2 separate regions of the Homo sapiens genome follow, and region 2 is linked to region 1. The links are chromatin loops, found by intact Hi-C in ENCODE. Cell type or tissue: ascending aorta. All regions are shown on one strand. Each heading gives the region's core, and the rest is flanking DNA. Links, peaks and the distances in the headings are about the cores only.

What was found. A loop is a pair of places that touch in the nucleus more often than their neighbours do. Peaks named below come from ENCODE experiments on the same cell type or tissue, not always from the same donor. Only the 100,000 strongest peaks of a DNase experiment are listed, where the experiment ranks them.
Region 2: a loop joins it to region 1, with 3 times the contacts of the local background. A loop is called at or near these places in 42 of 110 quality-filtered maps.

Annotation. Positions count from the first base shown.
Region 1 is chr15:57,534,254-57,540,411 of GRCh38, reverse strand. The region is part of intron 14 of CGNL1 (cingulin like 1); the gene reads right to left. Among named protein-coding and RNA genes, the nearest start is that of GCOM1, 55 kb to the left of the region's middle. In ascending aorta, for the core only: a CTCF peak has its summit at 3,044; a DNase peak (open chromatin) is centred at 3,191; H3K27ac peaks cover 1,458 bases.
Region 2 is chr15:56,489,088-56,495,245 of GRCh38, reverse strand. LOC105370832 (a long non-coding RNA gene) reads left to right here. Exons shown (of 4, transcript XR_007064652.1): 4 at 2,746-3,098. Among named protein-coding and RNA genes, the nearest start is that of MNS1, 27 kb to the right of the region's middle. RefSeq lists an enhancer at 3,761-4,055. In ascending aorta, for the core only: a CTCF peak has its summit at 3,923 (motif pointing left); a DNase peak (open chromatin) is centred at 3,935.

The sequences.
Region 1 (6,158 bases), core at 1,775-4,274:
ATGGCTTTATAAAGGGAAATTCCCCTGCACATGGTCTCTTTTGCCTGCCGCCATGTAAGACATGACTGTGCTTCTCATTCACCTTCAGCCATGATCATAAGGCCTCCCCAGCTATGCTGAACTGTGAGTCAACTAAACATTTATAAATTGCCCAGTCTCAGGTATGTCTTTATTAGCAGCATGAGAACAGGCTAATACAATGGGCAGGGTAGGGAATGCAGCTTTCAAAACCGGAAGGGGGCAGACCACCAGTAACACAGAGTAGGAGGTAAGAAAGAGAAGGGCAGTGTTGGAAGGAATTAGCCATATGAGGGAGGTGAGGGGGCAGGTTAAGCAATCGATGGATTGGGTGGAGAGGAAGACAGAGAGTAGTCACACAGGACCCAAAATCATACTGTGACAGCTGCTCACAGATTTATTGTGCTTAGGAAAGCAAGTCCTGCGGATTTGAATAGTATTATCTCATTTACTCCTGGCCACCACCAATGAGGTAGGCAGTGTTAACATCCCCATCTGTGCTTAGATTCCTCCTGGTGATGCATGTGGGGCCAACTGGGCGATGCCGGTGGAAGCCACAGAACAGGTGAGCCCACCAAGGAGCAATATATAAAGAATAAGGAGGATCTGCAGCTGTGCCCTGGGGATCCCCTCCAACCCCCCATGTCAGGGGAGGCAGGGAGAATCCAGGATCTATCCCAAAAGGCAAGAAGGGCAAGGACTGCCGGTAAAGCACACAGGCTGGACAAGAACCAAGTTTGCTTCTGGAAGGGTCTGCAGAGAGGTGAGCCTGACTGCAAAGCTCAGAGGAGGCGCTGGAGGTGAAGAGGTGGGAATAGACACCACACTTCTCCTCTGGAATCCAGCAGCGACTAAGACAGCAGCTATGACCCAGGGCTGGAGGGGGCACGAGGGTGTGCAAGAAATGCCCACACCTATTGTTAGGTGTCAATGAGAAGCCACAGAGGAGAGAAAAGTCACAACCAGTGGACATCGAGAAGGGAGTGTCACAGGAGAGCAGCCACCCAGCAAGTGGAGGGACAGGATCCAGCCCTGTCTTGGGGTCAGAATGTGGGTGGGGAGAGGAAGAGGATCCTCCAGGGCTTGGTGGAAGGCAGGAGCCTGTAGCTCAAAGGGAAGGTAGAGGCAAGAAAGGGACGGAAGGTAGATTATTTTCCGAAAAGTGAAGGGATAAAGAAAAACTGAAGGCTTGTAGAGAGACAAAGAAATCTAGTTGCTGTGGAGTGTGCGCCTGAAAAATACCAGAAGACAATAAACGGCCAGCAGAGCAGAGGCAGGCATCGCTCTGCAGCTGTGCTCCCGGCCAGGAGACCCAGAGGGGAAACACCAAGAATCAAGAGCCCCTCAAGCTGGGCGCTGGGCGGGAACTCTCCGAGGCAGATGTTATCACCCTGAGTTTCCAGGTGGGAGGTCCAGAAACAGCTTCTGAGTCAGAGTTAGGTGGAAGCAGCTTTGGGATTCCAACCTAGGTTTTCTGACAAAAACTCATACACTCTTTTTTCCCCTCCCCGTTGTGTCTTCGCAAACCTGTAGGACCTAGGACTCTCAATAAAGGAAGAAGACCCACAAGGAGAGTTTAGACCGGGACTGTGGAGCCCAGAAGGAGAACGTGTCTATGGTGGAGTGAGGCAGAGTGCAGAGAGCGCATGGAGGGATTCCAGGATGGCCAAGTGGTCACGCAGCCCTGGGCCCAGCCTGGGGGTTCAGGACAAATCCTGCCACATAAAGCAGCAGCCACTGGCCACAGTCTTGCACCCTCAGTGCCAATGTCTGAAAAATCTGGATCCCACCAGGAAACAGACTTCCCTGTGCAGAGCAGCACTTAGCATGGCAGCATCCCCAAGGGTCCCCACAGGTTCAAGACCTCCCTGGAGGGCCCCTGGAGAGCCCCAGGATAATGGTGACTCTCCAAAGGGGGGCAAAAAAAGGAATTATTTATCCCCCACCATAGCCCCTTAAAAGATGGCTATTAAAATGGAAATGTAAAATAAATCAGAGTGAAGAACAGGAAGGAATAAATGTGTAGCCATAAAACTTAACAGTTACTGTGACCTGAGCAGGCAGTCCATTTCCTTCAGTCTTTGCAAACCCAGGCTTTTGGCAAACATAATAGGCTTCCTTTTGTTCTTCAAAGGACAGCCTGACATGAAATTCTAAAGTAAATCCACCATGTGGAGCCTTATACAAGAAATACTATGTGGTATTATGGACAATGCCCCAAGAAGGATGGGTTTCAACATAAACCCAGAAGTATCCTATGTGTCCCTGCTGTTAGCTGTCCTCAGTGCAGTGATCCCAGGACTAGGCCCCTTGACTTGGGAATATCGTAAATCAAATTCTTACCCTGAGCCCACACTGGCACCTGCCCTGGGGCGGGGGGTGGCGGGGAGGAGGGAAAAACCTATGGCTTGGCTGAGCCAGCCTCCTGGACCAGAGAAGAGTAAACTCAAGGCTGGGAAAGTATTTCTTTATATAAGCTTAGTGCTTTCTATGTTGTTTACCCTTCAACTACATTAAATAGCACAAACAAAAACTTTCCAGTCAAATTAAAAACAGAACAGGAGCTGAAGGCAAAAGTATATCACAGCTGGATTGAAAGAATGCTAAGCCCTGAGCATTTTGATCAGAAATCACAGTATCAGATTCCAGTGGGTTTTATGTCAGAGATACCCATGACCTGAGCCAGCTCTCAGAATTGTAAGTAGCTGCCTTTTGGGTTAATGGAAAGCCAGAGCTATTTGTGATGGCCAATAACAATACTGAACCCCATCACCTGTGTTTATCATTGGGCTGTAAAGAGGTCGGCAAGCCCACACTCCTGGCTGGCATTAAAAATAATAACCACAAAAAAGGAAAATTGTTATTAATCAACTGTACACACTGGGTTTTTGAGCAGCTGATACAATAAAAGGCAGTTCTGAGATTAGGAGCATTTCAATTAAAAAAAAAAAGAAGAAGAAAACCCCCCTCTGATCTTTCACTCACAACTGCAAAGACGACGGTCCCATTTAGCAGGGGTGGCACCCCTGATGCTGACTGAGGAGCAGTTCCCGAAAGTGACTGTAGGAGCCCACAACTCTATCACTGGCATTTAATCCTGCAGTTGCCGAGGCAACAAGGCAGCCTTGCTCAGTCCCTGGAGAGACCATGAAGCCACCCAAAGCTCGAGTTGGTATTTTTCCTGCCTGCCAGCTGCCTGGGCTTGATGAGTCATCTCTCCACTGGGCTGGGTCATCATGGTCTCCATAGCCAAGAGAACGCCTTCCCATGTAGGCCCAGCTCTGCTGTGAAGCATTTGCAGCAGTGCTTATCGAGCCAGCACAACAGCCTATTGGCCTTTAATTTAAAGCATATGAAGCCGGACCTCTCTTTGGCTATTTGAATCCTGCACTCATAAAGAATCAGGAGAGGATCAGCTGAACTTAACTCCTCACCCATTTTAAGAAACACCACTTTTAACTTGGGAATGGAGACCCAAATGCATTTGAAGGAGTGGTCTTTAAGACCATGACATAGTCTCATTCAGGGACGATGGGAATAGGCAAGAGGCTTTGGAGTCAAACTGTGACTCCACCTCCTACAAACTGTGTGACCCTATGTAGTCACTTCACCTTGAAAGCCCTGAAAACAACAAGAAAGTGAGTGAGGCACCCAGCACAGTGCCTAGCACTTAGGGAATCATTGGTAAGGATGGCAATTGTCATAAATGGAAACATGGTTTTTGGAGGACGGAAAGGAAAAAGGATTACTCTGGATTTAAACAGACCAAACGCCAGCAACTTCAACTTCTTTCAACTTATAAGCCAATCAGAAACCTTTCTGTATATGATGGGACTATACTTGGGTGAGAAAACAGATACTCCTTACTTCTATTTCATAAAGAAGATATCATTTTATCAACTCCAAATCCATCCCTTCTCCTTCATAGCAGTCAGACTTGAAAACAAAGTCCAAACATCCAAGAGGTTTGAAAAACGTTTCTCTCTCAATTAGGATTTCCTGAATCCATCACTCTGAATAATATTGTCCTGAGCATGTAAAGGAAGCCCTTAGAAAGGCTGTGATATGGTTTGGCTGTGTCCTCACCCAAATCTCATCTTGAATTATAGCTCCCATAATCCCCACGTGTTGTGGGAGGGACCCAGTGGGAGGTAACTGAATCACGGGGGTAGGTTTTTCCTGTGCTGTTCTCATAATAGTGAATAAGTCTCATGAGATCTAATGGTTTTATAAAGGGCAGTTCCCCTACACACACTCTTTTGCCTGCCGCCATGTAAGACATGCCTTTGCTCCTCCTTTGCCTTCTGCCATGATTGTGAGGCCTCCCCAGCCATGCTGAACTGTGAGTCCATTAAACCTCTTTCCTCTATAAATTATCCAGTCTCAGGTATGTCCTTATAGCAGTGTGAGAACGAACTAATACAGGCTGGGAACTTATAAACAACATGGCCAGCATTTAGTGAGTGCCAAATGTATGCATAAGAGAAAGAAAGAATGGAGGCATGGAAAGGGTCAAATACACCATCTTACACAGCCTTCCTTGTCCTCTGCCCTGGTAACAGCACAGTTGAGGCCTCCTCTCAGTCGCCCCTTCTCCAGTCCTCACCCCCACCCCTGGCGCATGAGTCTTCTAGAACACAGTGTATGCTTCACTATTGTGCTCAATCGCCTTCGATGGCTGCCCACTGCCTTCACAATAGAGCCATTCAACACCCTCAGTCTGCCTCTTCAAACTTATCTCCTTTCATTTCCTATGGAAACTGGAAATCTGATTGACCCACACTCATCCATTCATCCATTCATTGCTCCTCAAAATGCTGTATAGGTCCCTACCTCCCAGTCTTTGTTCACACCATTCCTTCTATCTAGAATCCCATTCCCAATCCCCTTGGTTTATTCACGTCTTACCCTTTCTTTAGAGCTGACCCCAGGTCCCCACCCTCTTTCCAGTAATTCTTCCACACTCACTCTTGCAACAATGGTCTTTCCCTCATTAGCTGCTTGAATCTTTTACTTGGCATTTAGTATCCACTGTTTTCTATTGTTAGTTATCAATTTTTTAGGTCTGACCCATCTCCTCAAACAAACTGTAGCAACTCAAGGTCAGGGACCATTTCTGGTCCTCTTGGAGCTTTACTGCAATGCCATGCACACAGCAGGTATTCATCATATTTTGCAGGCACGGGTAGATAGAGCACTGCCTTGGAAATTGAGACCTAAGCCCAGCTCTGCAGTCAATTGCCTGCATGACTGTGGTCAAATCACCAGGTGACTCTGGGCCTCAAATCTCTCATCCATTACAGTGAAGTGGGGAGAGTTGGACTCTGAGGTCCTTGCCAGATCTAACAGTCTATGAGAGGGGTTGGCCATTCACTAATATTGCTGGAAAACCTTTTTTGTGGCTTATTCACTTAAGTCCCATCACTAAGACTAGTGGGAGATGTTTGGGGGAAGCAAAGATTCCGCAAAGGAGCTTGTGAGAATTCAGAGTTTAAGGAGAAAGCTGTTAAGTTTGAACCTTTTAATTTAAAGAGAACAAGATCACCAAACTAAAATATCCCATGCATTCTCTTTTCAGTGCCTAGTAGCAGTTTGCTAGGAAGGCAGGGCCGATGTTATTACTTGGGTTCAAGATAACAAGCACCCTTTCCTGTTTTTAGGAGATGTCCTTGTTAAGGAGATGTCATAAGGTCAGCATTTGATGGGGGAGAGGAAAAGCGGCCTTACGTTTTGAAGTTTCCCTTTTCTGGCTTTGATTTCAGCAGGAAAGCACAGGCACACGGCCCTAGAAGTTAATCTAAGTGGACCAGAAGAGCTCAGAATCAGGGCCCATCTGTCTATACCCAAGGCCCTCCCCAGAGAGCCTTCATTTCAAGAGGCAGGAAATAAGCCTTGGCTCAACCTCAACTTTGAATGAGAATGAGATGCTTTCCAGGGAGGCGGGTATTTGGCCCACCCATTTCTCTGCCCTCCCTCACAAGTCAGGAGGCAGCAAAGGCCAGAAGAGAAGCTCTCAGAACACAATCAGGAGACATCAGCGTTTCTGTTTCATTGGCTTACCAATTCCTACGTCCATGTGAATGTGCTCAATTTCTCCACTTATAACAAACACCAGGCTATACCCTCCCTATCTCAGATGA
Region 2 (6,158 bases), core at 2,393-4,892, 1.0 Mb after region 1:
TTCCAGAGCAATTGCTTTATCTGGATGAAAGGGCAAAACCGGGGCCTGAGACTGGTTTCCAGGCAGCACTGTTCACCATGTCTCATGTTGACAGATAAAGCACAAACTTACCTCTGAGGATCCATGGCTTTCTGTCTTACCTATTAAACCAGACCTCGACCAGACTCTGGGGAATGAAAGTCTAATCTCTCAGGTAGAAGGGCTTAAAGGAATCTTATATCCCTGAACTGAGGACAGTTAAGTTTCTATGACCACCAGCTGAGTACTGGAATTACTTTTCCAACAGCTGGATGATGGGAACTCTGAACAAGATACCCCAAGTGTCATGGCAAGGGTAAAGCCTCAGATTGTGGGTGGCCCCATAAGAAGTGGGGAGCTTTCATCCCAGTTGATCAGGGCAAGGAAGGTCTGTGTTTGACAAGTGGAAAGCATTGTAATGAAACTTGTTCCTACTTAGCTGAGAAGGAGGGTGTAGTCACGGAGGACTCTCAGCCAGCCCAGCCCAGTTTTCTCAGTTTATGAGAAACAAAAATCCAAGAAGTGTCCTGATGGTTGTCCCTTCTCAATAACTACTGCAATTTCTGCTTGGGAGGCATAACCAACAACAAGAAAACCAGGACAGCTCTAGGAGATGGGTCACTGCAGGCTCCAGGCCCAGGGCAGGGCATCAAGGGCAAGGGCTGCAACATCAGTAGGGCTGCCATCCTGTGCACATCCTACCCATCTTCAAAGCTTAGTGTAACCAACTACTCTCCCTTTTAGCTCTCCCTTCCCTCCCTGGACCACATGCAGCTCTCCCTCTTCTGATCTCCTCTTACAATGTGGTACAATTAAGCAATTTATTATATTAGTCTCATAGTCTAATTGTTCCTTCTATGTTGTGTTACCACAATGAGATCACAATTGTGTCTTTCATTTCTTTGAAATCAGAACACACAAGATCAGATATGTGGTAGGTATTTAATACTTAACCTAAATTAGAGAATCAGAAAAATGACTTTGGGGAAACATTTATATAGCTTCTGCCTTTAACACAATAGAAAACAGATCCAGAGAACTGCTGCTCTATTTGTTCTACAAGCATCTAGTGAAACTTCCAAGCCACTGTGCTGGGTGCTGTAGGGGGAGACAGAGATGCCCAAGAAAGGAGCACTGGCCTCACAGACCTTTCAGTGAGGCATGAGAAAGAGTACGTGTGCACCAGTTATCAAAGATGGAAACCCATGTGGAAGGTGAAAACAAGGCTGTGGAATCTCAGGTGAGGGAGGTAGTGGGTCAGCTGAGAGACTCAGATGATTTTATGGAGACAGTGGCACCTGAACCCAATCTTGAAGGATTTGATATGTGGGGTTTGGGGAAGAGTACCCAAGTTTGAATGCATTTTGGCCTTTACCAAGCTTTAAGTCCAATTTAAAACCAGACCACAGAGTCATATGTGCCAACTGTGATTGTGGCTACAATTCATGCTGAGTGCTATAGTTTGAATGTTCCTCCCTGACCCACCAAAGTTAACATGTTGAAAGCTTGATTCCCAAAGCAATGGTGTTGGGTGATGAGGCCTAATGGGAAGTGTTTGGATCATGGGGGCTCTGCCCTCATGAATGAATTAATGCGGTTATGGCAGGAGCATGTTCCTTATAAAAAGACGAGTTTGGTCCCTCTCTCTCTGTCCTTCTACCATGTTATGACACAGCAAGAAGGCCCTGGTCAGATGTCAACACCTTGATCTTGGACTTGCCAGCATCTAGGAATATGAGACATAAATTTCTGCTTTTAGCCAGTCTTCTCAGGTATGCTATGTTATAGCAGCGCAAAACAGACTAAGACACTGAGCCTCCAGAGGGCTTACTGAAAGAACACTTTGATCTGCCTGAATTGGAGCTCTTCTTGATGTGGCCAACCCCAGCTCCCCCATAGAAAGAAAGCTGCCTCTCTTCTTGTTTCTAAATTTCACTAGTCCCCTATTATCCACACCCCACAAGTGCAGGGAAGCTTCCAGTCCCACTCTCCTTTGGCAGAGTCAGGCAGAGACAGGGCACTGACCCCACCTGGTCTCGCCCCAGCACGTTAGACCGTGTGTTTACTCTACCTGCTGCAGTCCTGGCCCCCACTCTATTTTATGTAGGGTTCAAACTGTGCTCCTGGAGTCTGGGCATGAGTGCTGGCCACTTCTCTCTCAATTCAGCCCATACTCTGCCTCTAGAGTTTGCACTTCATCTGGAGGGATGCCAGGTGGAGCCTATTTCTGAGAAAAGCCACAGTGGTTGAGCAGTTCAGACAGCACAGACAGGAGCAACCTAGCCCTCTGCAGCTCAGACCTCTCCTCTTAATTCCTTACTCTTCCTTGGGGTTGGCTTTCCACAGCCCTCCAGCCTGAACAGCAGGTTCCAGACAAGTCAGGACACCCTTGTTTTCTCTCCCTGATGCTGCCTGGAACTCTGTCCTGCCCCACCTCTAGGAGTAGCAGCTCCAGCCTTGTTCTTGATTCTGCTCATCTGGCTCACCCTCACTGGGCATCTCTAGTGGCCAAAGAAAGTCTCCACGCAATATCCTTTTTTTTTATTTCTGTTTGCTTGCTTTTATCTCCCTTTTCTTATTCCCTTAGGATTTAGAGGGAGAGGAAAAGCATGAGGGTGCCAGGACAGCAGTATGGGAGGCACAGAGGAGTACTGGATAATGCACTGCTTTTTGCAAACTCAACTTAGAAGACTGCCCAATCAACTTGCTATTCTTTCTTCTTTCTAGACATGAGTCTTCAGTCTCCTGCCCTCAGCTTAGCTGGAAGCTGGATGACAGCCACATTAAGAGGCTTTCTGCAAGTGGCTTTTGGATGAAAAGGGGGCCTCTCAGGTACTCCACTCTCACGTTGCAGGCTCTGCAGCAGCTGGTCTATCTGGTGGCACTGGGAGTAAGTAGTATGGGAGACCCCTCCATGCCGGGGTCCCCTGGAGTGTCCTCCTCATAGCGTGAGGGTTCTTCTCAGGGATACTGAGGATAATTCACAATGGCTTTGTAGTTGCAATATTCTTTTTTTATTTCTTAAGTTTCTGTGTCCCAAATTTTAGTACAAATAAACATTTATATACATGGCAAGAAAATATGATCCATGCTAATCATTTAGTAAATGTGTGATTTCTTGTGATTTCACCTTGTCTAGTGTCACCCTCTTTGAGGCAGGGCAATCAATCAGGACATTAGCCATTTACTCTCCCTCACCTTCCAGCTACTCCTCACTCTTATCATCCGACTTTGAATGGGAGCCTCGCTCCTTCACCCTGAGCCGTCCATCAAGACCCAGCACTAGGGCCAGGTCTGGTGACGGTGGCCAGACTGCTCACACTGCTGCCCCAGAACATCCAGGTACTTTTAAACACTACTTGCTTAGGGCTTTCTGTGGCGTTGGACTGACTGAAAAGGCTAGGGGGGTGGCCATAATTGGTCCCACAGGCTTAGTATTTGAAAGTGTGGGTAGTAACCTCTAGACTCCCGGCCTGATGATGCGAGAACCTCAAGCTCTGAAAACTGGTGGGTCCAGGACAGCCCAGCTCCCGGCCAGTCTGATTAGGTGGGAGGGGAATAGAACAGGATCCCACCTGGTCCTTCTCTACCTCCATCCCCAGAAACCCCATCAGGGGTTGTTAAATATCTCAGATTAGCTCACCAATAAGTCTCAGGATATATTCACTGGCGAAAATGGCATGAAATGCACAGACATTAAGTTCTTAATATTTATCTTCTCCAAAGGGGTTTAACATTACTAAAAACTGAAAATAAACTCAACATAGCTTGCATTTTAGAAATGGTCCTGTAGATGTGTGATAAAGATGATCCTTTTCAATCTGCTAAGCAAATGTTTTAGAATCTGTGAACCCAAGGCTAATTCAGCCAGAAAGCGTGTTCTGCAGATTGCAAGCCTTGGCTCCCTCTAGTGGCCCTGACTGAGCCTTCGTTCCCGGCTTAAAATGCCCAGGACTTAAGAACTGTATGGGGATTTCAAAGCTCAGCTCAGCTAGCACCTCTTCCTTTTAATGCTCTGGTGACTCTTGACTACATGTATGTCCTCCCAGTATGAGCAACTTTGTTATTTTCTGTTGCTAACAACTAGCATTTTTTATATTCAGTTTATAAGTGAATTGTTTCTTGTGTATTTTCTTTCCCCCCAAAAAGTCACAATTGTGTCTTCGAAATGGGAAACACAGTATCAGGCATACAATACTAGCTAATACTTTAAATTTAGGAATTATAATATTAGAGTTAGTAGAAATGTTTGTATGTTAAGAAAGCTTCTCCTTTCACAAAATAAGAAACAGATCCGAGAATCACTGCTCTGTTCATTCCACGAGTGTCTGTCAAGTGAAACTTCCAAGTCACTATGCTGGGTACCATGGAGGAGACGGAGACATTCAGGAGATAAGCCCAAATCTCATGGACCTTTCAATGAGGCATGAAAAAAAGGACAGGTGCACCAATCATCAAAGATAGAAACCCCTAAGGAAGGTAAAAGTAAAGCCTGAGGGATCTCAGGTGAGGGAGGTAATGAGTCAGCTGAGGGACTCAGCATGGTGTTATGGAGAAGGTGGACCTTGACCTTGGCTTTGAAGGATGTGTAATATTTGATTATGTGGAATAAGGGGAAAGTGTGGTGGTGTGAAAGCACATCCAGGGAGGGTACTGTAAAGGGAGAATATCAGAAACTAAGACATGAGTGCCTTAGGGTCAAACTACAGAAGGTCTTTTTATTTTATTTTTATTTAAGAGAAGATCTCACTCTGTTGCCCAGGCTGGAGTGCAGTGGTGTGATCATGGCTCACTGCAGCCTCAAACTCCCTGGGCTCAGGTGACCCTTCCACCTCAGCCTCCTGAGTAGCTGGGACTACAGGTGCACACCACCATGACAGGCTAATTTTTGTATTTGTTGCAGAGATGAAGTGTCACCATGTTGCCCAGGCTGTTCTCAAACTCCTGGGCTCAAGCAATTCTCCCGCCTCAGCTTCTCATTTACTTTAGTTTCTTAAGAGACAGGGTCTTGCTGTGTCACCCAGGCTGGAGTGCAGTACCATGATCGTGGGTCACTGGAGTCTTGACTCCTGGGCTCAAGCAATCCTCCAACCTCAGCCTCCCGAGTAGCTGGGACCACAGGAGCATGCCACAATGCCCAGCTAGTTTTTATTTTATTTTATTGTAGAGACAAGGTCTCACTGTGTTGTCCAGGCAGGTCTCAAACTCTTGGGCTCAAGCGATCCTCCCACCTTGGCCTCTCAAAGTACTGAGATTATGGGTGTGAACCACCATGCCTGGCCTACAGAAGGTCTTGAATGGCAATGAAGAAGCTTGTATTCTGTTGAGCAGGAAGCGGGACTGGAGGAAGAAATTGTAAAAATTCCAGCTTCTTGAATATGTATTTGGCTCCTTTTAAAAAAATGGATTCTCCATCCAGCTGTCCATTTATCATTTATAGAGAGATTAATATAGGAGATTCTGGTGGGGACTAGATATCTGCTAAGTTTACTTCTTAATCGATATTACATGATTGGGATTTTTGAGCCATAAATTGACCCTACATTATAGGAGGGAAGACCTTGCATTTTTTTTGTACTTAGTAGGTGCTCAATGAAGGCTTCCTCAATTAACAGATTACATGAACAGGGTTGTGTTTCAGAAAGAGGAATTTGGCAGCAAGGTTTAAACTAGATTGGCAAGAAGGGAGAGACTGGATACAGGAAGGCTGCTTAGGACATTATTACTCATTTTCAAGGCCTAAACTAGGTGAGTGGAAATAAGAGTTGAACGAAGAGTAACATTGGGGAAGTAGAATCAAGATTGCTATTTTGTTGTGATTATTTGTGACCCTCTTCCTCAATGAATTGACAGTTTCATGAGAGCAAGAACTCTAACTTATTTGGCATTGTATCCCCACTACCTAACAATAACTAGCACATGTATGTGCTGAGTATGTATTCAATGAGCTGTGGAATAAATGTTGACTGGCTTTTGGAATAAGTAATTGAGATAGTGTTATTTGAGGGGCATTGGCCATCCAAGCCCCGGGACAAGGAGCAGCCAGAGATGCTGGATGTGAGCCTAGCATTTGAGTGACCCTGGCCCAGGGCAGAAGGGACACAGCACACAGCAGCAATCTCTGCCTTCTCACTATCCAC